Linked DNA regions of Homo sapiens: all the other regions are linked to region 1. Evidence: chromatin loops called from intact Hi-C (ENCODE). Cell type or tissue: CD14-positive monocyte. All regions are shown on one strand.

What was found. Hi-C counts contacts between places; a loop is a spot of excess contacts. Peaks named below come from ENCODE experiments on the same cell type or tissue, not always from the same donor. Only the 100,000 strongest peaks of a DNase experiment are listed, where the experiment ranks them.
Region 2: it touches region 1 in a loop (2.6-fold over the local background); 88 of 110 quality-filtered maps call a loop at or near these places.
Region 3: a loop joins it to region 1, with 2.4 times the contacts of the local background. A loop is called at or near these places in 41 of 110 quality-filtered maps.
Region 4: a loop joins it to region 1, with 6 times the contacts of the local background. A loop is called at or near these places in 87 of 110 quality-filtered maps.
Region 5: a loop joins it to region 1, with 2.5 times the contacts of the local background. A loop is called at or near these places in 75 of 110 quality-filtered maps.
Region 6: a loop joins it to region 1, with 3 times the contacts of the local background. A loop is called at or near these places in 78 of 110 quality-filtered maps.

The regions. Positions count from the first base shown.
Region 1 is chr17:81,482,560-81,486,559 of GRCh38, forward strand. No RefSeq gene overlaps it. Among named protein-coding and RNA genes, the nearest start is that of LINC01971, 3.1 kb to the left of the region's middle. RefSeq lists an enhancer at 1,070-1,720, a cis regulatory region at 1,624-2,421 and a silencer at 1,779-2,188. In CD14-positive monocyte, CTCF peaks have their summits at 1,915 (motif pointing left) and 2,115; DNase peaks (open chromatin) are centred at 832, 1,862 and 3,792; H3K4me3 peaks cover 1,788 bases; H3K27me3 peaks cover 1,304 bases.
Region 2 is chr17:81,393,548-81,397,547 of GRCh38, forward strand. BAHCC1 (BAH domain and coiled-coil containing 1) reads left to right here and starts at 1,910. Exons shown (of 28, transcript NM_001377448.1): 1 at 1,910-2,088. RefSeq lists enhancers at 7-564, 2,648-3,256, 3,257-3,865 and a silencer at 353-622. In CD14-positive monocyte, no CTCF peak of the experiment used is centred here; DNase peaks (open chromatin) are centred at 564, 1,814, 2,525 and 3,324; H3K4me3 peaks cover 4,000 bases; H3K27ac peaks cover 3,935 bases.
Region 3 is chr17:81,427,776-81,431,775 of GRCh38, forward strand. The region is part of intron 3 of BAHCC1 (BAH domain and coiled-coil containing 1); the gene reads left to right. Among named protein-coding and RNA genes, the nearest start is that of MIR3186, 21 kb to the right of the region's middle. In CD14-positive monocyte, no CTCF peak of the experiment used is centred here; a DNase peak (open chromatin) is centred at 1,676; H3K4me3 peaks cover 895 bases; H3K27me3 peaks cover 1,521 bases.
Region 4 is chr17:81,400,131-81,404,130 of GRCh38, forward strand. All of the region lies in intron 2 of BAHCC1 (BAH domain and coiled-coil containing 1), which reads left to right. It overlaps MIR4740 (microRNA 4740), which reads right to left and starts at 648; the gene lies at 586-648. RefSeq lists enhancers at 1,662-1,841, 2,141-2,666. In CD14-positive monocyte, no CTCF peak of the experiment used is centred here; a DNase peak (open chromatin) is centred at 1,981; H3K4me3 peaks cover 2,218 bases; H3K27ac peaks cover 697 bases.
Region 5 is chr17:81,283,902-81,287,901 of GRCh38, forward strand. SLC38A10 (solute carrier family 38 member 10) reads right to left here. Exons shown (of 16, transcript NM_001037984.3): 3 at 949-994. Among named protein-coding and RNA genes, the nearest start is that of SLC38A10, 9.4 kb to the right of the region's middle. RefSeq lists an enhancer at 1,592-1,921 and a silencer at 1,748-2,042. In CD14-positive monocyte, no CTCF peak of the experiment used is centred here; a DNase peak (open chromatin) is centred at 1,730; H3K4me3 peaks cover 3,284 bases; H3K27ac peaks cover 3,685 bases.
Region 6 is chr17:81,289,806-81,293,805 of GRCh38, forward strand. It overlaps SLC38A10 (solute carrier family 38 member 10), which reads right to left. Exons shown (of 16, transcript NM_001037984.3): 2 at 1-3. Among named protein-coding and RNA genes, the nearest start is that of SLC38A10, 3.5 kb to the right of the region's middle. In CD14-positive monocyte, CTCF peaks have their summits at 2,088 (motif pointing right) and 2,288; a DNase peak (open chromatin) is centred at 2,136; H3K4me3 peaks cover 120 bases; H3K27ac peaks cover 1,535 bases.

The sequences.
Region 1 (4,000 bases):
CCAAGGTCATCCTCCCAGACCTGGGAGTCTAAAAACATTAAATCCTTCAGAAGGACATATTTGCATCAGATCACTGTTCAGAACGCCACTGGTGCCATTCACGGAGCAGTCCCTGGGCTGAAGTGGCTGCTCTGGTCTGGTGAGCGGGGGCACCCACGCGAGCTCCCAGGCCCAGAGGCCTCCCCCAGATCCTGGTGTTAGTGGCCCATGGAAGGACTCCCAGCCCCAGAGGCTTGGCAGGTGTCTGCGGCTCCCCAGGGGTGGGGTGCTGGGAGGCTGACATCTGTGGAGTGTTTTTACTGTTGAACAAATTGAATCAATTAAACAGGCCCCATCGGGGTGGCTGGGAGCGGTGAACAGGAGGAAAGAGGGGAGCGGAGCCAAGAGGACAGCCTGAGGGCGTCTGTCTCCCCAGGCGGGGTTCAGACGCACCTCTTTCCCTGAATGTTCCAGGGCAGGAGACCCCCCGTGTTGACAAGAGGGAGGTGAGTTAGTGGAGGGGGAGTGGGAGGAAAGTCAGTGGGGACTGTCCCTGTTGTGTGTCCCCTGAAAGCACGCCAAGGCCTGTGTCTCCTACCCAGCCACCTCTGGGCTTCTCAGCCCCCAGCCCTGTGATGACCCTTTGGACATCCCAGCCTCCTTTCAAAGACATTTTATTGCTCTCACAAGGAGGCCTCCGGAAGCTGGGAGGCTCCAGCAGAGAAAGAGAGGAGGCTGCCTAGGGAGGCTGGAGGAGGCAGAGAGGAAAGAGGAAACATTGTGGGGGTAATAGCAAGGGCCCCGGGTCACCCACCTGGAGCGGAAGCCTCCCCCTCGGGCAGGCTGAGAATGACGCAGGCGCCGGCTGCTCTGTGACCCAGCTGACCGAGGGACAGCCCCTGCCTGGGAGCTCCAGCAGCTGCTGCAGCGTCCCTCCTGCCCAAGCAAGGGCCGCAGGGCCACCCCTCCAATCCGTCCCCAGAGGTCCACTGCCGCTGCCTCTCCTCCAGCTGCCGCTCAGGGGAGCGAGGTTTCTTGAGTCAGGCCACCGGCAGCGGGCGGCCAGCCCCTCTCAGCATGGCGCTTGCCCAGGGCCTGGGCTCCGTCACATGCCAGGACAGTGGTCACCGTCACCCTGGACAGACCACCTCTGTCCCTTTATGTCAAGTGACCATTATTGGGCCCCCTGAGGCAGACGAGCGTCTCACCAGTAAGCTCCCAGGGAGGACGGCGTGGTCAGGACCTGCCCATCCGCCAGCACTCTGGCCTCTAGGCCCGCAGGCTGAGGGCACCGGCGGGCACCAGAACAGGGGCTGGTTTGGCCGAGGGACCTGCTTCTTGGGCAGCACCAGGAAACAGCCGGAGACCCTCCCAGCGCCCACATCCATGGCGTGAGCCCCGCGTGGGTGCAGCCCCTTCCGCAGCCCGAATTCCAGGCCAGCCGCTGCAGGAGGGACCGCCAGCCAGGGGCGCAGGGCAGAGGGTGGGGGAAGGCGTGGCGCTCGCGCTCTCGGCTCTTGCTTGGATGGCGCCGGCTGAGGACCCCCACACCTGCGCTGCGGTGCAGAGGTCTTAGGATCCGAGGGGGCTGCCGGTCTGGGCCGGCGCGTTCAGGCCCCGGGCGGTGGGGCGGCCTCGGCGTGCGTGGCTCGGTTGCCTGCAGGCAGGCACGCGGCGCTGTGAGAAACGAACGTCCGTGACTTAGCCCACGGGACCGTTTCTGCATTTTCACCCCAACCTGGAGAGCTGCAGCACAGCCGCGGGACAGGAAGTCGCCGCCAGGTGGGTCAGGACTGCGACCTGAACTCGGCTCTGCGGCCTCCCGCTCCGGCCGCCGGTTCGCAATCCTGGCGTGAACCAGCAGATCAACCTCCGGCGCCCGCCACAGGCGCCCTCCCGCGGGAACCGGCAGGCAGGAGCGGTGCGGGGGCGCCCTCCAGCGGCCGTGGCCGGGATGGCGGCCTCCTGCCAGGCTCCAAGCGTGGCCGCGTGGGCAGCGCGCGCAGCCCGCCACGGAAAGACAGGCGCTCCTCCTGGGTGGGCCTTGGGACCCCTTCGCGCCCTGTGTGGCCGCCTCGTGGTGAGCACCCCCGCCCCTCCCTGCAAGGCCGGTGTTCCCAGCTGGAAGGGCAGGCAACCTGGGAACCAGAGGGAGCTGCTCTGGTTGGGAGGAAAAAGCCAGCTCGGTTCCCGCCTGAGCCCCGAAGGGGCGGGGCTGGGAAGGGGGCCTGGCCAGAGGGAAGGAGCACTCTGGGTTGGGGGTGCTGGGGGAGCACAAAGGCAGGAACTGGGGAGCATAAGGCCAGGAGATAGGGGAGAACCTAGGCAGGAGCTGGGGGAGCAGCCAGGCAGGAACTGGGGAGCATCGATGCAGGAGCTGTGTCGCGTGTTATCCCCGTCACGTGGAGTTGTGTGTCCTGCGAGGAGCACAGCATTTCAGGGCCTAGAGCCCCTCTCTGTACTGGAGCCGCCTGTGTGTGTCCATTCCGAATGAGCCATACTTCCCTCGCAGCTCTCCCAGTGGGATTGAGAACTGTTAGGCACACACCTGGTGAAGCATTGCTGCCCTTTCTGTTGGGGAGAAGCGGCCTTCTAGCGCAGAGAATAGCTGCTTCCTGGAACTGAAATCCTGCCGCATCCAGACCAAGAGCATGCTTGGAGCAGGCATCAGTGCACACACTGCTTCCGAAATTACAGCTATAAATTTTAAAAAAATTTTTTTTTCAAGGCAGGGTCTTGCTCTGTGGCCCAGGCTGGAGTGCATTTGCACCACCATGGCTCATGGCAGACTCAACCTCCCTGGCTCAAGCCACGCTCCCACCTCAGCCTCCCAAGTGGCTGGGACTACAGACACATGCCACCACACCTGGCTAAATTTTTTTTTTTTTTTTTTTGAGACAGAGTCTCACTCTGTCACTCAGGCTGGAGTGCAGTGGCGCAAACTCTGCTCACGGCAAGCTCCGCCTCCCGAGTTCACGCCATTCTCCTGTCTCAGCCTCCCGAATAGATGGGACTACAGGTGCCCGCCACCACGCCCAGCTAATTTTCGTATTTTTAGTAGAGATGGGGTTTCACCGTGTTGGCCAGGATGATCTCGATCTCCTGACCTCATGATCCACCCGCCTCGGCCTCCCAAAGTGCTGGGATTACAGGCGTGAGCCACCACGCCCGGCCTAGTTTGGGCAAGTTACATTTTTTTTTTCTTTTTTGAGGCTGAGTCTTGCTCTGTTGCCCAGGCTAGAGTGCAGTGGTGTGATCTTGGCTCACTGCAACCTCCACCTCTCGAGTTCAAGGGATTCTCCTGCCTCAGCCTCCCAAGTAGCTGGGATTACAGGCACCCACTATCACACCTGGCTAATTTTCTTATATTTTTAGTAGAGACAGGGTTTCACCATGTTGGCCAGGCTGGTTTCGAACTCCTGACCTCAAGTGATCGGCCCGCTTCGGCCTCCCAAAGTGCTGGGATTATGTGGGCATGAGCCACCATGCCTGGCCCATAATTTTTTAAACTGTGATACATTTTGCCATTTTAACCATTTTTAAGTGTACACTTCAAAGGCATTGAGTACATTTACCATGTTGTGAGACTCTCAACACTATCCGTCTGCAGAACTTTTTTGTCATTCCAGAGACTATCCATTAAGCACCAACTTCCTTTTCCCTCTCTCCCCAGCCCCTGGCCTTGCCCTCTCCCCCCAACCCCTGGCAACCTCTTACCTACTTTCTGTTTCTGTACTTGCCTATTCTAGATGTTTTATAAGTGGAATCAGACAGACGTTGTCCTTTGTGACTGGCTCATGTCACTTAGCATAATGTTTTCAGGCCATCTGTGCGTGGTGTGCGTCAGAATTTCCTTCCTTTTTAACGTTAAATCATAGTCCATTGTATGGAGGGACCACATTTGTTTCTCTATTCATTTATGGATGGAAACGTGGGTTGTTTCCACCTTTTCTCTGTGGTGAGTATCGTTGTGGTCAACATTTGGAATAACTCGTGTTGAGCACACTGTTCGTGTTCCTGC
Region 2 (4,000 bases), 89 kb before region 1:
GCTTCCGAAGGCGCCGGCCTGGGGCCTGGCCAGGGGCTCGGCCGCGGGGGGTCCCGGCCGCCGGAGCCGGGAGACGCCGGAGACGGGAGCCGGGCCCGCGCGACCGCCACTCCCGAGCCAGCCGGGGTGGGCCCCGCGCCTTGTCCTGCGTCCCCGGCCCGGCCCGCGGAGCGCCGGTGCTTACCTGCGAGCCCCGGGCTCTCCGGAGCTCCCCTCCGGGCCGAGCCGCCCGAAGCGGGCGCCGGCGTAGGCCCCGACTCAGGCAGGCGGGAAATCCCGGAGTCCCCGCCCGCGGCCCGCAGCCCCCCACCCCAGGTCGGCGTGGCCTGCGGGGGGGAAGGCCGGCCGGGGCCGGCCGCCCGCTTCCCCTTTCTCTCCAGATTCCTTTGATCCGCGGGCTCTCCGCCGCACCTCGGCTCCCGGGCTGCCCCGGTCGGCCCGCGGGGATCCTGGAAACGGTCCCCAGCTTATCTCCTTTCATCAAGCGGCCTTGGGCCGCCTTGAAACCGCGGAGCCAGTAATTGCTTTTTTCAGGAGGCCCAGTGCGGACTGGACAACAGCCAATCAGCGCCTTGTTTACACTCGGTGATGGACAGTCCACTGGCGGAGTGCCAACCAATCCCAGCGGTCCCGCGGGAGCGGGAGTGGGGGCGGGGAAACAGAGAGACAACAGGCTTTGAGTTTAACTCTTTCGTGTCCCTGCCGGAATGAGACGGTGGAGAATTTCGAATGCGTGTGAATCTGTCAGTTGGCTCCTAGTTTAAATATCCTTTTTTCCCCCAGAGGGGGAGGCAGAGATTCACATGGAGAAAGAGGAGCAAAAATAAATGTATCCATCGCCACTAAGACATCACCTCGACTCCCTGAGAATAAATAGCATTTGGGTGGGAAACCAAATTCTAACAGAAATATTTGTTTGCGGAATATTTTAGAAGTGGTTTGCATCTGATTACGATAAAAATTGTTCAGTGGCTTGCTTTAGTTGGAGTGAGGATTTAGCAGATAGGCAGACAGGGAGCAGCATTGAGAAATACTATACATGGTTTACCACACCATACCCGCTTCCCCCATTACCAAACTGAAAATATTTTCTAAATCTAGGTGTAGATGAAGAAAGGGCAATCCTTGTCTTCTCAATAAATCCCTGATTTTCATTTTAGTAGCTGCTCTGTTGCAAAGTGTGGCAGAGGGAGATAAAATTGAGAGCCAGTAATGTAGACGGCTGGAGACTCAGAACTCACTTCCCAGGGTCTGATCCCCAGGTCATGGGGAGGAGAGAGCCGGACGGGCTATTCAAAGCTTTTGCTGCCCAAGCAGCGGGCGTGCGTGCGTGCATCCGCGAGCTCGGGTCCGGGCAGGCAGCAGCTTCAGAGCGGTAGATGGGCCAGGCAACCTGGGGAGGCCTCTGGGCTTGGAGGTCTGGCCTACCTGCCACCTGCCAGACAGATTCCAGGGAGAAAAAGCAGCTACTTTTAAGGGGTGGTGGTGTTTCTTCCCTTGGCCTTCTGTGCGGCAGAAGCCAAACGTTAGACCTGCTGGATTAAACATATATGTGTGTGTGTGTGTCTGTGTCTGTGTCTACGCCTCCCCCTCCGCCGGGACACGCGCACTCGCTCGCTCCAGCTCCCTCTCCCGCCCTGCGCCACCACATTCCCATTCAGCAGCAATGATCTGCGCAGAGGAGCTGCGCAGTCGCCGGGCTTGAATTAGGCGCCATCGGGCTTGGTAGTAGCCCCGCTGCTTCCTGATTGGCAGTTCCCTGGCCCGGCGCCAGCCTATTGGGAGGCCTGTTTACGCCGAATGAGTGGCACGAGCTCCCGGCCGTGGAGGGCTGCGCGGCCAATCAGCGCGCTGGCTGTTCCGGGCTGAGTGGCACGAGCTTATTAGTATGCAGGGCCCGTGGCTCGCCGCGCCAGGCTGCAGGTTTGAGAGCCGCTCTGGATGGGCTCGCTAGAGTCGTTGTTGTGGAAGCGGTGCATTTACAGTGCAACAGTCAGCACATTGAAAATACCAATAGGAATACAAAACAAAGTCACATTTACTGATTTAATTGTATTGCATTCAGTTGTATCCAGGAAACAGCCTCCAGTAAGTAACTGAAATTGCTTTCATTTTTTTTTTGTTTTTGTATTTTTATTATTATTTTATTTTTTATTCTGGCTTTGGGGTTTTACATTTTTTTTAGCAAAAGAAATTCAGGATTGTGATGTTAAGAAGTATATATCTTCCCTTTTAACAAAATCCGTTAAAATGTTGAGGCTTTTTTTTTTCTTAAAAAATATGGACTATGAGCGATTTTTTTTTCTCTGAAAAATCTTATCGATCGGTTTAAAATTACCCCCGTAATGCATCCTTGCTTTGCTCTGAGCGCTTGTTGTCTCGATCGACACCCAGCATTAAAAACAAATACTCGAAGACAGGACAGGGACCGCCAGGCTGCGTCTGGCGCGAGCCGCGCGGGTGGCACCGGGCGGACAGTAGGCGAAGTCCGGGCGCCGCCAGCGTGCGCCCAGTTCTGGGTGACCCACGAACGAACCCCAACATTCGCTCCCCTACCCTGCTCCCCTCCCCGGAACAGTCCTGGGTTGGCCCTGCCCGGTCGGTCCGCGGCGAGGGGAACTGGCCGGGTCGTGGTACCCACGGCCGCTGCCCTGAGGGGCCTTCCGGGCCGAAGCTAGGGGCCGGGGAGGGGAATGGTCATGGCGAGTTTTTCGGGTCTTCGTTCCCAATTCAGAATTTTTTTTTTCCGGAGAAGTGGGGGTGGAGGAGGGGGACCGAGCAAGGCCGGCGCAGCGGGGCGTTTTCACCGCGCGCGTTCGGGACGGCGCGCGGGGCTCGGGTCACGGCCCGTGTGGCGGGGTCCGCGGGCTGGTTTTCTTCGGGCGCGGGGGTCAGGCGCGACCCCAGTTCTCATGACTCTCCCAGGGAGCGGGTGCGGCTGTTTCGCAGGGAGCGGGTTCTGCGGCGACGGCCGAGCCACTCGCGCCCCAAGGCGCGCCTGGTCCCAGCCCGGCCTGCAGGCCCCACCGCGCCCGCGCTCCCGGAGACGACGCCGGAGGGAGGCAGACGGGCCAGAGTCCTGGTCTCCGGCAGGCGGGCGAGGAGAGAGCGGGTTTTTAGATGCAAAAGCAGGAAACAAAGCAAACTTGTAGAAGCTCCAGATCCTGGAGCGCGCCAGCCACGCCTGGGGCCGCGGCAAGAGGGACCGGCGGCTCCAGGGTCACGCCCTGCCTTCCCGGGAGGGAGCCCTGTGCTCCTAGGTTCAGTTCCTTCCGAAATGCCCTCGTCAGCGATTCTCCGCCCGCCCGGGGCCCTCTGCCCGCCGCCACTTTTCGCTCCATTTCCTCCCTTACCTCAGCCCGACCTGGCGCTGCGGCGCCGTCCTCGCGGTCCTCCGGCGCGGCCTCTCCTGGAGCTGGGCTGGGAGTGGGCCCCGGGCCTCGGCACTCGGCGGGTGGCGGCGTCGCCGCTGCGGGACTGTGGGACTCCCAGCTCGGGCCGTGTGGCCGCCCTTCCTCGCCCCACTTCCTGGCCGCCTCAGGCTCCCCAGGCCCCCGAAGCCCGGCGCGGGCAGACGCGGAGGCGCGGCGCGGCCTCTCCCCGGGAGGAGAGAACACAAAGAAAAGCTCTCTCCAATCCGGTCAGAGCCGTGGCGGCGCAGGCAGGCGACAGTAATCCACCTCCTGTTTGCTTAAAAAGTCGAGCAGGCTGGTGAGAAAGGAACAATCGGGCCTGCGATCCGCCCGCAGGGGGTGGGAGATTAAAATTGTTGCTTCGTAGCCGAGCCCGCGTCCCGAGAATCGCCGGCAGCTCGCGCTTTCTCAACTTTGAAATTTCTTATTGGAGAGAAAAAAAAAAAAAAAAACAACCACAAAACAAAAGCACAGCACACACGACTCCCTGGAGGCCGCCAGGAAGCCTGGCACCCCCGCGTGCGCAGCCCCCGGCCCCTCTCCGGCCTTCGGCGCCTTTGAAGCTGCAGGTTTCTGACCTCCCTCCC
Region 3 (4,000 bases), 55 kb before region 1:
GGCACACAGGGCTCTCCGCTCCTGGCACCCAGCACTGCCGTAACTCAATGACTGCTGAGCGGCGGGCGTCGTGTTTACAGAGCGCCGCGGACCCACACACCACGCCACCGCCCCGTTCCAGGCAGGGAGATTAGCACCCGGCACTGCTGGAAGCAGAGAAACCTCTCTTTGTGCAACAAGAAAGGGGCTGTTTTCCAAACAGAACAGGTGACGAGTGAGGGACAGTTGCTGAAATAATCTGGGCTTTCGGCTCAGGGCGCACATGTTGGGCAGGCGATAAGGAGTGGCCTCTTCCTGGGTGCAGGGGAGGCCGCTACCTTGGGATGCGGTGGGCAGCATGGGGTCCTCGGTCCAGACTCCCCTGCCCAGACTCCCCTGCCCCTTCCTCCCACCCCTGCACTACTAGCGGCCTCCTGGAGGGGAGACCAGGCTGGCCATGGCTCCTGGGCTGGCTGTGGGGGCCCCGCCTTCCTGGCTCATATGCCCCACCCCGCCTCAGCCTTTTGTGTCTGTGGGCAAACGCCCCGGCCAGCCACAGCATCTGGCTCCCAGGATGTCTGTGGGAGGGAGGAGGGTGGCCTGGCACCGGGGGAGCAGGAAGGGGAGGCCTGCGGCAGCCGTGGTGAACCCCCCACAACAGACGCAACGGCCGCTGCCTGGTCCTGGCCCAGCCACAGGTGCACAGATCCACCTAGGACCACTGACTTGGTTTCCCCTCCTGGCAGTGGTGGCCCCTAGTCAGGGCCCAGAAGTGGCACCAGCCCATCCCCAATGCTCTCTGCACCAGGAGAGAGCTCCTACCCCACTCCCTCCACCCACCCTGGGGGACCCCAGCAGCAAGGAGGGCCGTTTGTGGGTAGCACCACCTGCCTTGGAGCCCCCGTCCCGCCCCTCTGGGGGCTGCTCAGAGGGTGGGTGTGTGGTGGCCCACAGGCAGACAGCACCCACAACGGCCTCTAGACACTCACTTCCCCTTGTGCCAACGGCTGCCTGGGCGGAGCTGCCCACATCCCACCCCGGGGACCCCCACCACTTCTCAGCCCCTCACATGGGGCCCGGCATCGGTGGGTTCCATCTGCTCCCGAGCCCTTGGGAGTCCCCCTGGCTGGGTGGGAAGCCAATGTCCTGCCACAAGTGTCGACGTGAGCCCCTGGCGTCTGGGCCTCTGAGCCCCTTCTATCTGCGTCCCAGGGAAGTAGCTCCTCCAGGCGGGGGTGGCCTGAGCCGGAGGAGAGGACAGTGCCCACAGTGGCCCTGGCTGTGTCACACCGAGGAGGTTCACCTGTCCACCCTGCTGGGCACCTGGCACCCTGGCTGGGCGAGACGCATCTCCCGCTGTCCGTGTCAGGTGGGGGTGGGCACGTGTGCGGGACAGTGGGCTGGGTGGACCAGCACGGGTGGAGGCGGGACAAGGGGGTGCAGGGCGTGGCCTCTGAGCCGCCCGCCTGGGCCCCAGAATGCAAGGCCCACCCGGGGCTGAGGATGGGTGTGGGTGCCCCCCGAGGGTGGCAGAGCCTCCAAGGCCACACACCTGCGAGGCCCGTGCTCCAGCTTGCTGTCCCCTGCTCTGCCTTCAGTTCAGTTGTCCCACCCCCCGGGATCCCCTCCCCTCCCTGCGGGGGTTCCCTGCCACGCAGCCGTGCTCCCCGACAGACCACATGGAGCTGCCGCGCTGTGAGCTGAGCGGCAGAGGCCAGGGCCGGCGGGCCAGGGTGAGAGGCTGGCTGGCTGCCCGGGCAGCATGCCTGGCTGCTAGTTTGACAGGGTGCCAGCTGGCTCCCCGTGCGCCGGGCCTGTTTCTCTGCCGTGTGTGTTCATGGGGGAAGGGGAGTGAGGTGGGTGGGGGGCACGCGACTCGGCCGGAGAGTGGGGGCCAGCAGGCACAGCGGGCTGCCTGGGCGGTTGGCCTTGCCCACGTTTCCTCCTAGTGGCCCAGGATGGGCAGGAGGCAGGTGCCTGGCCAAGCCAGCTTGCCACCCCCTCCCCAGCCCAGGGCTTTCGTTGAGGGTAGGTAGGCCAGGGTGGGGCAGGCCACCAGGAACCCAGGTTGGGGTAGCCCCAGGAACCCCCCATGCCAAGCGGGGCCTCCTCTCTCCCCATCTGCAGGGCAGCCCCTCGAGCGGGCCAGGGCTTCCTGCTTCCCCGGGGGAGCAGCTGGGGGTGCAGCAGAGGCAGCCCGGAGCTGGAGGAGCCGCCCGGAACATCTGGCCTGGGCAGAGCCTGTCTGTTCAGCTCCTCCCGGCCCGCAGCTTACCCGAGGCTCGCGCTCCCACCAGCGGTGGGCCTCTCTGGGGCTTGGGGTGGGGGCGGGAGGCGGAACTGGCCAGGGGCAGAGGTGAGCTCCTGCTGGGCAGCCTGTCCTGGGTGGATGAGGATGAGAGCAGGGGTGGGGGCACACACAGCTGGCCCTATTGTCAGCAGGCCTGGTCCCCTCCCTCCCCACCGCGCCCCCCAGCTGCCTGGCCAGGACCACCCACAGGGCCAATGAAAGAGGATTCTGTTCCTGGGGGGCTCAGCTGGGAAGGGGTGGGGGCAGGGGCTGCTGAGATCCCCACTGAGGCCACTCGTGGTCTCTTGTGCCACCTGGGGGGAGCCATGGGGGCGGCAGGCACACACACGCGCTGGCTCTCCGCCTGGCCGGCCTCTTGGTCAGAACCACGCCCCACCAGCGGCCACTTCTCACTGGGCCTGGCCAGCTCCTGGGGGTCCGGGGCTACGCATGCCGAGCACTCCCTGCCAACGGAGCCCCGCAGCTTCCTGCATCCTGCCAGCTGCTCCTCTGTCCCCTTCGTCCCCTCTGAGGTCTCAGGACTCGCTGGTGCTGCTGGGAGTGAGCAGGAGCTGGGACCACATCTGTTTAAGGGACAGAGGTCCCACCAGCGCCCACCCACCCCGAGTGTCCTCAGAGGTACTGGGGCCCCAGCTCCATCCTTCCTGTGATGCCTGCCAGGGACCTGCTGCTTCCTCCCAGACCCCTTCAGCTCCTCCTTCCTCTCCCGGCCTCGGTTTCCTCGGTGGCTAAAACAGCTTCTTGGTCTGTCTCCCACAGGCCCGCTGACCACCCCAGCACTGACGTTTCTACCACATCTATGTGGGGGGTGTGGCCCTTGCCCTGCCTAGACCTGCTGTCCCTGCCCATGTGCGAGGGAGAGTTGGGCCAGTGGGGACAAGCTGGCTCCGCTGGGATGCGAGGGACAGCGTGGGGGTCCCGGCGTGGGGGTGGAGGGGACAGCGTGGGGGTCTCGGCGTGGGGGTGGAGGGGACAGCGTGGGGGTCCCGGCGTGGGGGTGGAGGGGACAGCGTGGGGATCCCAGCGTGGGGGTGGAGGGGCTCTGCTGGGCCGGCTACCTCCCGCCAGCTTCTCTCAGCCAGAGGGCGGCTGCCCCATCCAGGCCTATGATCCCCCCTCCGGAGGTGTCCTATGGCTTTCGGGAGCCAGCCCTCCCATACCCTCGGCCCCTCACCGTGGCCTGCCCTGGCCGGCCACCCTGCCAGGGTCCCAGCCTCCTGTCCCCACTGGAGTCTGCCCTCAGGCCCTGGCAGTTCCCAACCCCCAGCCCGCTGAGACTTTATGCATAGCCTCATGTTCACGGCCTGGCTGAGTGCTGCCAGTCACTGTTGAGTGCAGGGGTTTCATCCCGTGGCCATGGTGACCAGCACCCAGGTCCACACCTGGCAGAGGGCTGTATGGAGGTGGCTAGGGGAGACACAGACTTGGGGAAGCCAGGATAGGGACATCCCAGGTGGCAGAACCTGAGCCCCAGGGAGGTTGGGGAGAGGGCCACCCCTGGTTTGGATAAAGGGCCTGGTCCCTGCAGCTTCAGGGTTCCCAGGACCAGCCCTGGCTTGAGGTTGGGCAGGATGACTGCACTTCTGTTATGAGCCTGGCCCTGGGATGGCACCTGCCTCCCCCTGGCAATGCTGCACAGCACAGTGGTGCTTGCGCCCATTTTACAGCTGAGGAAACTGAGGCTGAGGATTGTGTGTGACTGAGAGCCTG
Region 4 (4,000 bases), 82 kb before region 1:
CGGGGGTCTCGGAGGGGCAGCCCCGGAGCCGGCTGAAATTAAAGCCTTTCCGCGCCTCGCCACCCTCCCCCGCCCCCTCCTGCAGATCTAAATTCCACGGAAACCTCTTTTCTGCATTCTGCATTCACCTCCCTAAGACGTTCCGGGGCTGGGACAACGAGGCGCTTTCTGCGGAAACAAAACGGCTGTTGTGGCGGGGGGAGGGGACCAGGGTACGCCGCGGCCTCGCGGATTAGAGTGGTGTGTGCGCCGGGCGAGCGTTAATAGGGACTGCTGGTGTAAGACGAGCAAATCCTGTTTCTATATAAAGCCTTAAAGTGTCAGGGCGAGAATGGGTTTGCAGGGATGCATTTGCCTTAACGAGTGCCTCTGGTATCCCGCTAAAGCCGGACAAAGCGTGGCCAGAGTGCGGCCCAGCCTCTCAGCCTGCGGCCCGGGGAGGAGGGCAGCGCGGGCGCGGGCTGGGGGTGGCGCGGGGCGGCGCTCAGGATTTCGGTGCAGGCGAGAGTGCGGCGGATTTGCTCCAAGAGGAGAGCGAGGCGGATTTGCTCCAAGAGGAGAGCGTGGGGCGCCGTGCTGGGCCTCGCAGGGACGGATCCTCTCGGGCGGTCCCCTCTGACTCCCTGCCCGAGAGGATCAGTCCTTGGCAGAGCGGGCCCAGGCCTCCAGGGCAGCCCTCTTCCCGGTGGCTTTGATATGAGTGTCGAGGGAGGTCAGGGTAGGGGCAGCTACCACGCCTGAAGCCCTAGAGGTCACCAGGCGGCGCGGGTAGATTCGGGGGAAGCGCGCAGGGCTGCGCTAGGGACCCGCCGGGTCACCCTGGTACATGGGTGGCTTTTGTTTACAGTTTGTTCTAAACATCAGAAATGTTTGTCGCTTTTAAAAACAAAATTGGCAGTAACAGTTATTATTGGTAGCTTGATGAACTGTGAATACTAATAAAATTATATCTGCTTTAATGGGATTACAATTAGTGTGTGGATTAAAACGGATGGCAGAGACGGGGCTAGAAAGGAAAACGTCGGAAAAAGGGAGGGCACTCAAAGAAAAACGTACATTTTCTAGAAAAAAACAAACTTGAAATTGCTTAATTGCTAACGGGCTTCCAGCATTTGCAGCGCCAGGAGATTGGAATGGGGGAGCCGCCCAGTGGAGGGGTCTCCCCAGCACTTCCCGGGTTGGCCCACACCCGCTTCCCTCCCTGCCTGGGCCTTTGGCGAGGCTGCCCTTTTCTCTCTGTTGCCCTTCCTTCTTTTTCTCCCTTTCTTTTTTCTCCTCTAGATTTGTAACTGGAAAGAGAAGGAGAAAAAGCACTTGCCTGAGCGATGGGTGATTTAAAAATATCTCTTCTGCTGTCCCTGTGGTTATCAAGCTTGTCTTCCTGCCCCTGCATGGGAGCTGCTGCCCACCCGGCTCAGGTGCACGGGGCGCTGAGGCTGGGGCCGCCCTGGCAGAAGGGACAGCTCGCCAGCCTCCCCACCAGCCCCTCTTCTGGCTGAAGGCTGGTGGCCCCCACTGGGGGTAGGGGGATTGTGTGCACCCCACCTCCACTGTACCGTGCCCTCCAGCCTGGCAAGTAACAGCACGACAGAGACAGGGGCCCCTGACACTGAGGCTTGCATGTTGGTGCACAGGCAGGCTGGGGCTGTCCCCTCCGGGAGGCAAGGCCAAATTCCCCATCAGGTCAGGTCAGCACTCTCCCTGACCCCATGCCCCAGCTCACATCCTGGCCAGGTCCAGGCCAGCTGCATTCTCCCCCTTCTGCCCTTACTTCCAGGTCTAGGCAGCACCCGGGTAGGTGGGCGCCTGGTCGGGTGGCCTAGCCCTTTGTCTTGCTCATTCTAAGTTTGGCCACGTGGTTCTTGGCGTGTAGGCCCCGGAGGGCTGTGAGAAACGGCTCTGGGCTCTGGCCTGGCCTGTGTCCTCCCTGCTTCTTCTTGATCCCAGGTCCTCCCAGCCTCCCCAAGCGCAGGGTGCTCTAGAGGGCGCTGGAGGCCCCTCGGGGCTGCCTCTTTCAGGGTCTGAAGGGTCATGTGTCCCCGTCCCTGGAGGCCCCATTTCCTCCCCCCTGCGGACCGAAGAGAACGCTTGTGCTCGGAGATGTTCAACCCATTTGTGATGGGCAACTTGGTCATGCAGACATCCAGCTAGAAGCATCTGTAGCTGAAAGAAAGCCTTTTGAAATTGTTAAGAGCCAGAATATTGTATTGGTTTTTAAAATTTAGCTGCATGTATTTTTTTAAAAAAAGAATTATACCCCAGATCACTTTGCTTTGGTCTGTGTCTATATATGATCTAGTTTAGAGAGAAAAAAGCATAATTACGTTAAACAATTTTTTTGCGTCTTGTGTGCGGACTTCCACATGGCTGGTTTGGCTGCCTTGCTTCCCATTTTCCTGGATGGCTTCAGTCCGCAGGCCACAGCTGCAGCCAGCCCGCCCCTCCCTCTGCTGACTGCCCCTTGGAAAGGAAAATTGACCCGGATTCTTCCCGCCTGTCTGGGAGTAGAATCCAACCATCGGGGATGGAGGCCCTGGCCTCCATGAGGCTGCCTCTTTTTGCTGGGCTGCTCTTCCTGTGCCTGTCTGGCCTGGCACTGCCACCCCGGCTGGACTGAGGCTGTTCCTGCTGGCTGCCGGGGCTGCCTTTCCCCAACCCCACCCAACACTTTCAGAATGTCAGTCTGAGGGGCCCTGATGGGTGGGGACATGGGGCTCCCAGGCTTCTTCCATTGTTTTTCTAAAAATGAAAGTGCTGGGAGCTTTAGACTCGGGCCGCAGGTTTTATGGTAAAGTGCTGTTCCAGTAACCTTGTCACCAAAAGGTGCAATTAAAATGTTTGGAATCATTATTTTTAGTTCAGTGTTAGATTTTGTCTCTAATACAGATGGTCCGGAGGCAAAGCTGTGAAATCTAGGGGGGAGAAAAGAGAAATCAACAAGAACCAACCCAAGATTTTTCATCAGTGCTACTGCCTGGAGCCACTGGGGCTGGCGCCTCTGCTGGGAGTGTGTGTGTGATCCGAGGCAGCCCCGGCCTGGGGAGAGGCCCACATAGACAGCCCCCCGTCCTGGCTTCTGGCTGGGCCCGCTCCTGTCCTGGTCTGTACGCCTCCCCTCTCCAGGGGCCAGGGCTCCACCAAGGCACTATTTCTCATCTTGGTTTCAATAATCTGCTCAGATTCCCCTCCCGCCCCTTCTCTTGTCTTCTTTGGGGTGTAAATTGCTGAAGCCTGGGAAACCAGGTGCTCTGAGCCTGGGGTTATTGTGGGAGAAAGGCGAAGGCTCCTTCTGGTGGGAGAACTGCAAACTACTTCTTTCCTGCTGAAAAAGTGCTTCCTACCGCCAATCTCAAAAAAAAAAAAAGAAAAAGAAAATACCAAAAAACACAACCAAAAAATACCCCCAACTTGGCAGAGGAAAAAAAAAGATAATTTCCTAGTGTGAAAAGACCCCATCACAGGCTCCTCTCCCTCATCATGTGATATTTTTTTGTAAAGAAAAAAATACATTTTCTTAAATACCTCATTAACTCCATGACACGATGGAGTGTTTCTGCAACAGTTAGCAACATTAAGTAGGTGTGAAAAGAGTTACTTTCCGAAGACGTCACCCGTCCCGCTCCATAAGTGACAGAGTTAGACATCAAAGTTGCCGCGAGCCCAAAGGAGCTACGGGAATCCGGGAATGTGGGGCCGCGTGGACCGGCGGCGGTGGCCCGCCACGCCCGCCCCGCCGAAGCCCTGTTTGGAATGTGGGTTTCCCCCAGTGGGGCTCGTGCTGCCACCACGTCTGATTATCCCGGTACGGAGCCGCCGCGCTTTCTGTAGGAATATCCAGGTCACGTGAGTAATAAGGCAAATTAGTGAGCCAGGCAGAGAACGGCGTTGTGCAAATAGCACATCTCCCCTGGAAAACGCGCGTCCCCCCAAACGTTCCCCGGTTATTCTTAGAAATCTTCTCTCATCTCCCTGTGAGACAGGGTTCAACAGCCCCCACAGA
Region 5 (4,000 bases), 200 kb before region 1:
GCCTGGCCAACAGATGTGATTTCAAACGCGCCCCAGTTCACAGGGCGCGGGCAGGTTCTGTGGCGCTCGCTATGTCACTTGGCATGCACACCAAACGACACTCAGCTTTTCTCAGCCTGGTATTATACTCGCCCCTCTGCGGAGGCTCTAAAAGTTACAAAAATCTCCATGATGGGCCTGGCACAGTGGCTCACGCCTGTAATCTCAGCACTTTGGGAGGCCGAGGCAGGCGGATCACCTGAGATCCGGAGTTCAAAACCAGCCTGGCCAACACGGCAAAACCCTGTCTCTACTAAAAATACAAAAATTAGCTGGGCCTGGTGGCACGCGCCTGTAATCTCAGCTACTTCGGAGGCTGAGGCAGGAGAATCGCTTAAACCTGGGAGGTTGCAGTGAGCCGAGATCACAGCATTGCACTCCAGCCTGGGTGACAGAGCAAAACTCCATCTCAAAAAATAAAAAAATTGAAAAAGCCCCACGATGTTAGTCAAGTTAAGAGAACAATCAACTGCTTTCAAAAAAGGCTGTTCGTTTGAGTTTACAATTCCCTAATTTAGAAGCCTAGAAGTGCAATCTCCCAGCGATTTTTTCATCTCATAAATTTTTTCATCTCATGAAATTTTATGCCAAAGGAAGAAAAATATGACATTTGCAATGTAATGCCACCTTTATGCAGCGGTGTTTGAGGGGTAGGTGAGGTGCTGAGGAATGGTGTTGAGAGACTACAACTGAGGGAGGACTGTTTACCAGGTTCTTGGAGTTTTCCATACATAAATTTTTCTTACAACACTGAAGGGTACAAGTAATTGGACTTTCATGTATTTAGCGACTCTTCAGAAACCTAAGTTACAGGTGAATCTGGGGATGAAACTGCCGCTCCCACCGGGAGGGTCCCCAGTGTCTGGGTGCGGGGGTGGGGGGCAAGCGCAGCGGCAGGGCGGGGCTTACCTGGTCTCCACCAGCATCTTGCCTGCCTTCCCGTAGGCGTGGAATGCTAGTGCAAAAGAAAAAGGAACACTCAATCCAACAGCGTGAGAAGCTCGTCCAGAACAAAGGTACTGAGCCAAGCTGTCAAGGGCGATTTCACAGAAACCCACGGGCCCAGATTCTCCGGGGCATGAGGGGTATTTCAAATTCTGGCTGCCAGGTTATTTTTGGATCTACTGTCTGCAAATGAAACTACAAGAAACAAAGACAGAGCAAGGGAAGGACAGGAGGCAGGTTCTTCTTTCACTCAATCAGATTTTTTAACAGACAAAGAGACAAGTCCCTGCGATGCAGTCCTCCCACCCGGTGACCACTGGGGGCCGGCTGGAAACAGCATCCCACAGCCCAGCACGGCCGAACCCCGTGCTGCTGGCCAGAGCTTGCAGGTCCCCAGAGGGTTCAGTGCCGGTCCCAGGTACCCGAGCGCCACAGCCTGCACCAGAGGGACTCTGACGGAGGGCTTTCATTTTCACCCTTTGGTTGGGATTTATAGAAACAAATGGAGACTCCTTTCGAGCATGGTGCTTCAGGAAGGGAGGGGACGAGAGCCCTGGGCTTGTGGTGTCCACGTGGACAGCTAATGAGGAGCCTTGCCGATGAGGAGCATGCGTTCCCGACGGGGCGGCCGAATGCGGAAGGAGCCGCCATTCTCTCCGCCCTGACCGCGGGATTCTCTGCAGCAGATGAGAAACGGCGCTGACTCAGCAGGGTCCCTCCCAGGCCCCGAGCGGTCATCTGGTGACCCCCGCGCTTCCCCCACGGCCCAGCCGGAGAAGGGCAAAGGGAAGTCCCGGCTCCAAGGCGCACCCAGAGATGCGGTGCATGTGGCAGGATGGCCCAGCCCCGTCGGCAGCCCCAGCTTCCTGCCCCTGGTTTCCTTCCTCCCACGGGCTACAGGCCTCTGATGAGCTTTGGAAAGCAGGAAACACACAGGCTAGTAACTATGAATGGGTCCAAAAAACACTCCTTATTACTTTAAACTACTTAGGAAGAAGCACAGCGTTGCCAAACGCCAGAGCCCGGGAGCAGCAAAGACCCCACCTCCAGGGCTCACCCTGGCCTTTCCTGGACCTGCCTATGGGCTCGCTGAAGAAGCCTGGCACCCCTTGAGTTCATCCCACAACACGGAAACCCGAGCCAGGCCCCAGAAGCTGACCTGAGGCTGTGGAGAGTTTCAAACACTAAGAACTCCAGGAGCCCCCTCAGCAGCCCACAGCCCAGGGCCCTGCTGTCACCAAGGAACGCCCTCCACACCCCTCAGTGACGGCACAGCCCGGAAGCAACAAAACACGGCGCTCCAAACATGAAGTTGCTCCTGGCCATAATGTGCCTTTTCATTCTCCAAAAGGAAGCTGAGTCTCTACAGCATATTCCAAACACGAGCGCACCTTGCCCAAGAAGGTTCCGGAATATGCCTGCCACTGGCAAGGGAAAATGGGAGGCTGTCTAGGAAATCAGGGCAGCACTCTCTTCTGGTTCCCAGGACAACGTCCTGAGAGCCCACCACGCTGAGACACGGCCCCACGCGCCTTCTTTTCCCCACCTGGGCCAAACCCTCACCCGCCATTCCCAGTGTCAATCCCTCGGCAACTTCTCCTCCCCAGGTTCAAACACCAGCCCCAGTTGGACTGACCCCACTCCTTCACATCCTGCGTGGACTGGCACAGAGAAAGGGAGGAAGAGGCTGAAGCGCCCAGCAAGGTCCCGGGGACCCAGCCCTCCCCCGAGTGTGGACTCCCAGTGCGGGCCCAGCCCCTGCCAGGCTGGAGGTATCTGTGAGCGGCGAGCTCTGAGGGCGCGGCCTCCATGCAGGGTGTACCCTACCCCAGGTGCAGTCAGATCTCCCCCAGAGCCAGCACAGGAGCCACAGAAGCCTGGACCACCCAACGAAAGGACGCGGGCAGCACTCCTGACACCGCTGCTCACAACCGAGAACTCAGAGGCCGCGTGGGGGCCAAACAGTCCCTGCTGCTGGGGGAGGCGGTTTCTAGCCCAGACCACGCATGCCAGGGTTCAGGCACAACTCTCAACAGGGCAGGGTCTGGGGCTCAGAACAGCTTCATGAGAAGCCGCGACAGCTGAAGGAGGCTGAATGACTGATGTATCTGTGTGTCTTCTGAAGAGGGGATTTAGAAAAGTCCATGTCCAAGCAAGACACGCAGGGCAAGGAAGCAGCAAGTGAGAAGGTGACGAAAACGACAAAAACCACCTGCAACCAGCAACAGCAAATAGGACAGGGAAATATACAAACACCAACAAAAAACGACACCTCTCCAGGCTGGCACATGGCACTGGAGGACAGCGGGGAGGGTAAAGCGATCAGCGGCCACCTCCCCAGGCTAACCAACCCGAGGAACCATTACACCGCAAACCTATGCCTGGGTGGGGGCAGATGCCATTCGGAGGAAACCACCCAGCCGTCCCAGGGAAAGTCAGTCTGTGTGCGAGGACGGGACCCAGCCCGGCGCCTCCTGAAGACTGCAGTGTGGAGCTGCTGTCCACTCTGCACAAGGGCCTCGCCTCAGCTCCAGGAGAGTCTCATCTTACCCTCCCCAGGGACGCCTCTCCCAGCGCGGGTCTCCCCACTTCTAAGACGAGCCAGGGCACACTGCAGCTGACGCGGAGCAGCTGGGCCCAGGGGCCTCTGTCCGGAGCTCACGCAGTGGAACCACCGTGTTTGGTGTCAAAGGCATAACCTGAGACACACTTGGTGTTTTGGAATCTTTTTTGTTTCTGGCAGGCAGAAGTGGACTGCGGTCACCCCATGCAGGTAAAGGTTGGAAGCTCAGGCAGGAGTTCCAGGCAGCACAGAAGAGCACCCACCCGGCAATTTTCTTCCAGTCCTTCACATGTAGCCAAACTGGTTTGACTTTTCAGGGACTTTGAATGAATAGACAGCTGGCTATCAGAAATGGGGGCCTCCCCAGCCCTGGGTCACCGGTCTTCTTCCAGGACACAGCCAAGGACTGGAGTTGGGGCCTCTGCTACAGAAACCCTATACAGAGACCTCAGT
Region 6 (4,000 bases), 190 kb before region 1:
GCACTGCAGGGTGGAGACAGGAACACATGTTCACAGCAGCAGGTGCTCCCCAGAGGCCCTCACCCCACACACGCGGCTCATGAGGACCCTCTTCACCCCCAGGCCCCGCTCCATCCCAGTCTCCTGCCGAACGCGACACTTCCTAGCACTGAAAGGGCCATTTCCTTGCTGTGGTGGCCGCGCGCCTTGTCCAGGGATGAAGCTGTATGCGCAGAGCACAGGGGTGCCATCTCCTTCCCAGTCCCCACCTCAAGTCTTCATGGACAGCGGGGTGCTGCCAACTAATACCCCCTTGTTCTCTGCACACACCCTACATGCACCATCTTTAGCCACTTAAGTCCACAGCTACAAGTAATGAACACATTCTGGAAGAGATTAAAAATGCCATTTTCCCCGTTCTCATAAGTTAAATAGACACTTACTGTGTGACCTGGGGATTAACTGCACCCCTAGGTATTCACTTACCAAGAGGAATGAAAACGTGTTCATGAAAAACCTGTATGCCAATGTTTACAGCAGGTTTATCCACAACCCAAAAATGGAAAAACAACCCAAATGTCCTTCAACAAGCGAATGGATACAAACTGTGGTCCATTCGAATAAGGGAATATTAGTCAGCAGGAAAAAGGGATGACTACTGACACCCACCATGACACGGATGGGACTCAAACGCACCATGCTGAGCAGAGGAAGCTGGACTCTGAATGCTACAAACAGTGTCATTCTGTTTACAGGAAACTCAGAAAAGGCAAACTTTTAGGCCAGGGAACAGCTCAGTGTTGCCAGGGGCTGGGGGTGTGGAGATTTGGCTGATGACAAAGGGGCACATGGGGACCCTCTGGGGGATGAAGCTGTGTGTTCTGTTTGACTGTGGTGGTTACACAGCAAGCCCATGACCTGCACCCTAAAAAGAGTCAATCAGCCGGGCACGGTGGCTCACACCTGTAATCCCAGCACTTTGGGAGGCCGAGGTGGGCAGATCACGAGGTCAGGAGATCGAGACCCTCCTGGCCAACATGGTGAAATCCCATCTCTACTAAAAATACAAAAATTAGCTGAGCATGGTGGTGTGTGCCTGTAATCCCAGCTACTTGGGAGGCTGAGGCAGGAGAATCACTTGAACCAGGGAGTCAGAGGTTGCAGTTGAGCCGAGATTGCGCCACTGCACTCCAGCCTGGCGACCGAGCAAGACTCCGCCTCGAGAAAATAAAAAGAGAGTGAATCTTCCTGCATGTCCACTACCTCCATCGAGGTGACACTTAAAACACAAGGACCGCCACACTAGTGCGAGACGTCAGTCACGTGAACCTAGCTGGACGGTGAGGGGGGCGGGGGCGCTGCACTTTCCAGTCTGTTGTTCTGTAGACTTAAAACTGCTCAAACACATAAGTCCGGCTGGGCACACTGGCTCACAACTGTCATCCCAGCACTTTGGGAGGCCGAGGCAGGTGGATCATTTGAGGTCAGGAGTTCGAGACCAGCCTGGCCAACATGGTGAGACCCCCACCTCTACTGAAAACACACACAAAAAATTAGCCAGGCTTGGTGGTGGGCGCCTGTAATCCCAGTTACTTAGGAGGCTGAGGCAGGAGACTTGCTTGAATCTGGGAGGTGGAGGTTGCAGTGAGCTGAGATTGAACCATTGCACCCCAGCCTGGGTGACAGAGTAAGACTCCATCTCAAAAAAAAAAAAAAAAAGTAAGTCTATTAATACCAAAAACTCATGAGATATCACCAAGCACTCATCAGAATGGCTCCAGCGGAAAAGACACGATACCCAATGCTACCGGGGATGCGGGCCGGCATGTGCACCACTGCACCCACATGGCAGCTCCAGAGCGGAGCACACGCACCCTGGGGCCCGGCCACTCCACACAGGCACGCACCCAGCAGAAACCACCCCCTGCCAACGCCTGTCCAACTCCTCAGGGCATCACAAGAGCTCCCAATAGGAGACACCGTAAATGCCTCACAGGGGTAAACTACACACAGACACGCATGGCGGTGCAGCGGACACCAGAACGCAAGCCAGACACTCGCACTAGACACCTGCACAGCAGGACCCACCCACCTCAGTTCAAACCAGGCAGCACCACCGTGGCACACTAGGGGTCAGCAGTGTGCCCCGGGTAGGCCGCCACGGCCACAGAGTACGCTCCTTAATTTGGGAGCTAGTCACACGGGTTTGCTCGTCATATGAAAATTCATCAACAGCACATCTAAAGAAGTGTGTACACATTTTTGTATGTCAAACTTCAATGTTTATTATATATATAATCTATATAGATCTATATCTATATCTATCTAGATATAGATATAGATATATATTTTTGTTTGTTTGAGACAGAGTCTCACTCTGTTGCCCAGGCTGGAGTGCAGTGGCGCGATCTTGGCTCACTGCAAGCTCCACTCCCGGGTTCAAGCGATTCTCTTGCCTCAGACTCCCTAGTAGCTGGGACTACAGGCGCCTGACATCGCGCACAGCTAATTTCTGTATTTTTAGTAGAGATGGGGTTTTATCATCTTGGCCAGGCTGGTCTTGAACTCCTGACCTCGTGATCCACCCTCCTCAGCCTCCAAAAGTGCTGGGATTACAGGCGTGAGCCAACACGCCCAGCTATGTATATATATAAATATATCAAAACTACTAAAACAAAAAAAAAAACACTAATCCAAAGTTTTTCAATGCCAAGGCTGCCAAACACTAAACACACACATCCCCAAATCGCCTGCTGGCGTCTCCCTGCGCCCCAGTCCAAGAAGGCTGCCGTGGAGGAGACGCTGCGGCCAGATCAGAGCAACTGGGCCTCCCTCTGGGCAGCCCTCAGGACTCAGAAGGACGTCTCTAGTCCTTCACTTCCTGACAGGTCTGTGCAGATGCCCGGCTAATCAGCACATGCTCTGGCAGGGGCCTAATGTCCACCACATGGCAGGTGGTCCAAGGCTCGAGATAGCTGGATCGTCTGGGCCCTAAGATGTACTTTCACAGGTGTCTAAACCAGAGCCCCTTCCACGGTGGCACTTCACCGACAGGCATCAAAGATGACAGCATTTGGGGCCAGGCACGGTGGCTCACGCCTGTAATCCTAGCACTTTGGGAGGCCGAGGTGGGTGGATCACCTGAGATCAGGAGTTCGAGACCAGCCTGACCAACATGGGGAAACCCTGTCTCTACTAAATACAAATAAATAAATAAATAAATAAATAAATTAGCCGGCGTGGTGGCACATGCCTGTAATCCCAGCTACTTGGGAGGCTGAGGCAGGAGAATCACTCGAACCCTGGAGGCAGAGGTTGCAGTGAGCCGAGACTGCACCACTGCACTCCAGCCTGGGTGACAGAGCGAGACTCCGTCTTGAAAAAACAAAGATAACAGTCTTTGACTTGCAGGAGAAGGACCAGCTACTGCTCCACATGCCAGAATGCAGTTCTGCTGCCAGGCAAGTCACAGTGGACACTGGGACATGGAGTCAGTCCAGAAACACCCAGAGGTGGCTGGCAGAAAGCTGGGATTCTCCACGCCCAGACCAGATGCTGCCCGGGGGGCTCTGGAGGCATGTAGCCCTGTCTTCCCCTGACAGGCTCACCAACCATATCAGGCAAACAACTCAGACACAACAGCCTGGAGGGCTGCACGGGAGGGTTTGAAAATTCCTTGATCAAAAAAAAGTTGTTTTTTTTTTAGAGATGGGGTACTGTTGTGTTGCCCAGGCTGGAGTGCAGTGGTGCAATCATAGCTCACTGTAATCTCAAACTCCTGGGCTCAAGTGATCCTTCTGCCTCAGCCTCCCGAGCAGCTGAGACTACAGGTATGCACCACCATGCCCAGCTAACTTTTAATTTTTTTTGTAGAGACGGGGTCTTACTATGTTGCCCAGGCTGAAAAAATTTTTTGGATATTTTTATTCCAAAGATAATGAATATGAAAAACACAGTGTTTGCTAAGCTAATCTAAAATTAAACTACTGGTGCCACTTTGTTTCAAAATATACATGTTGTT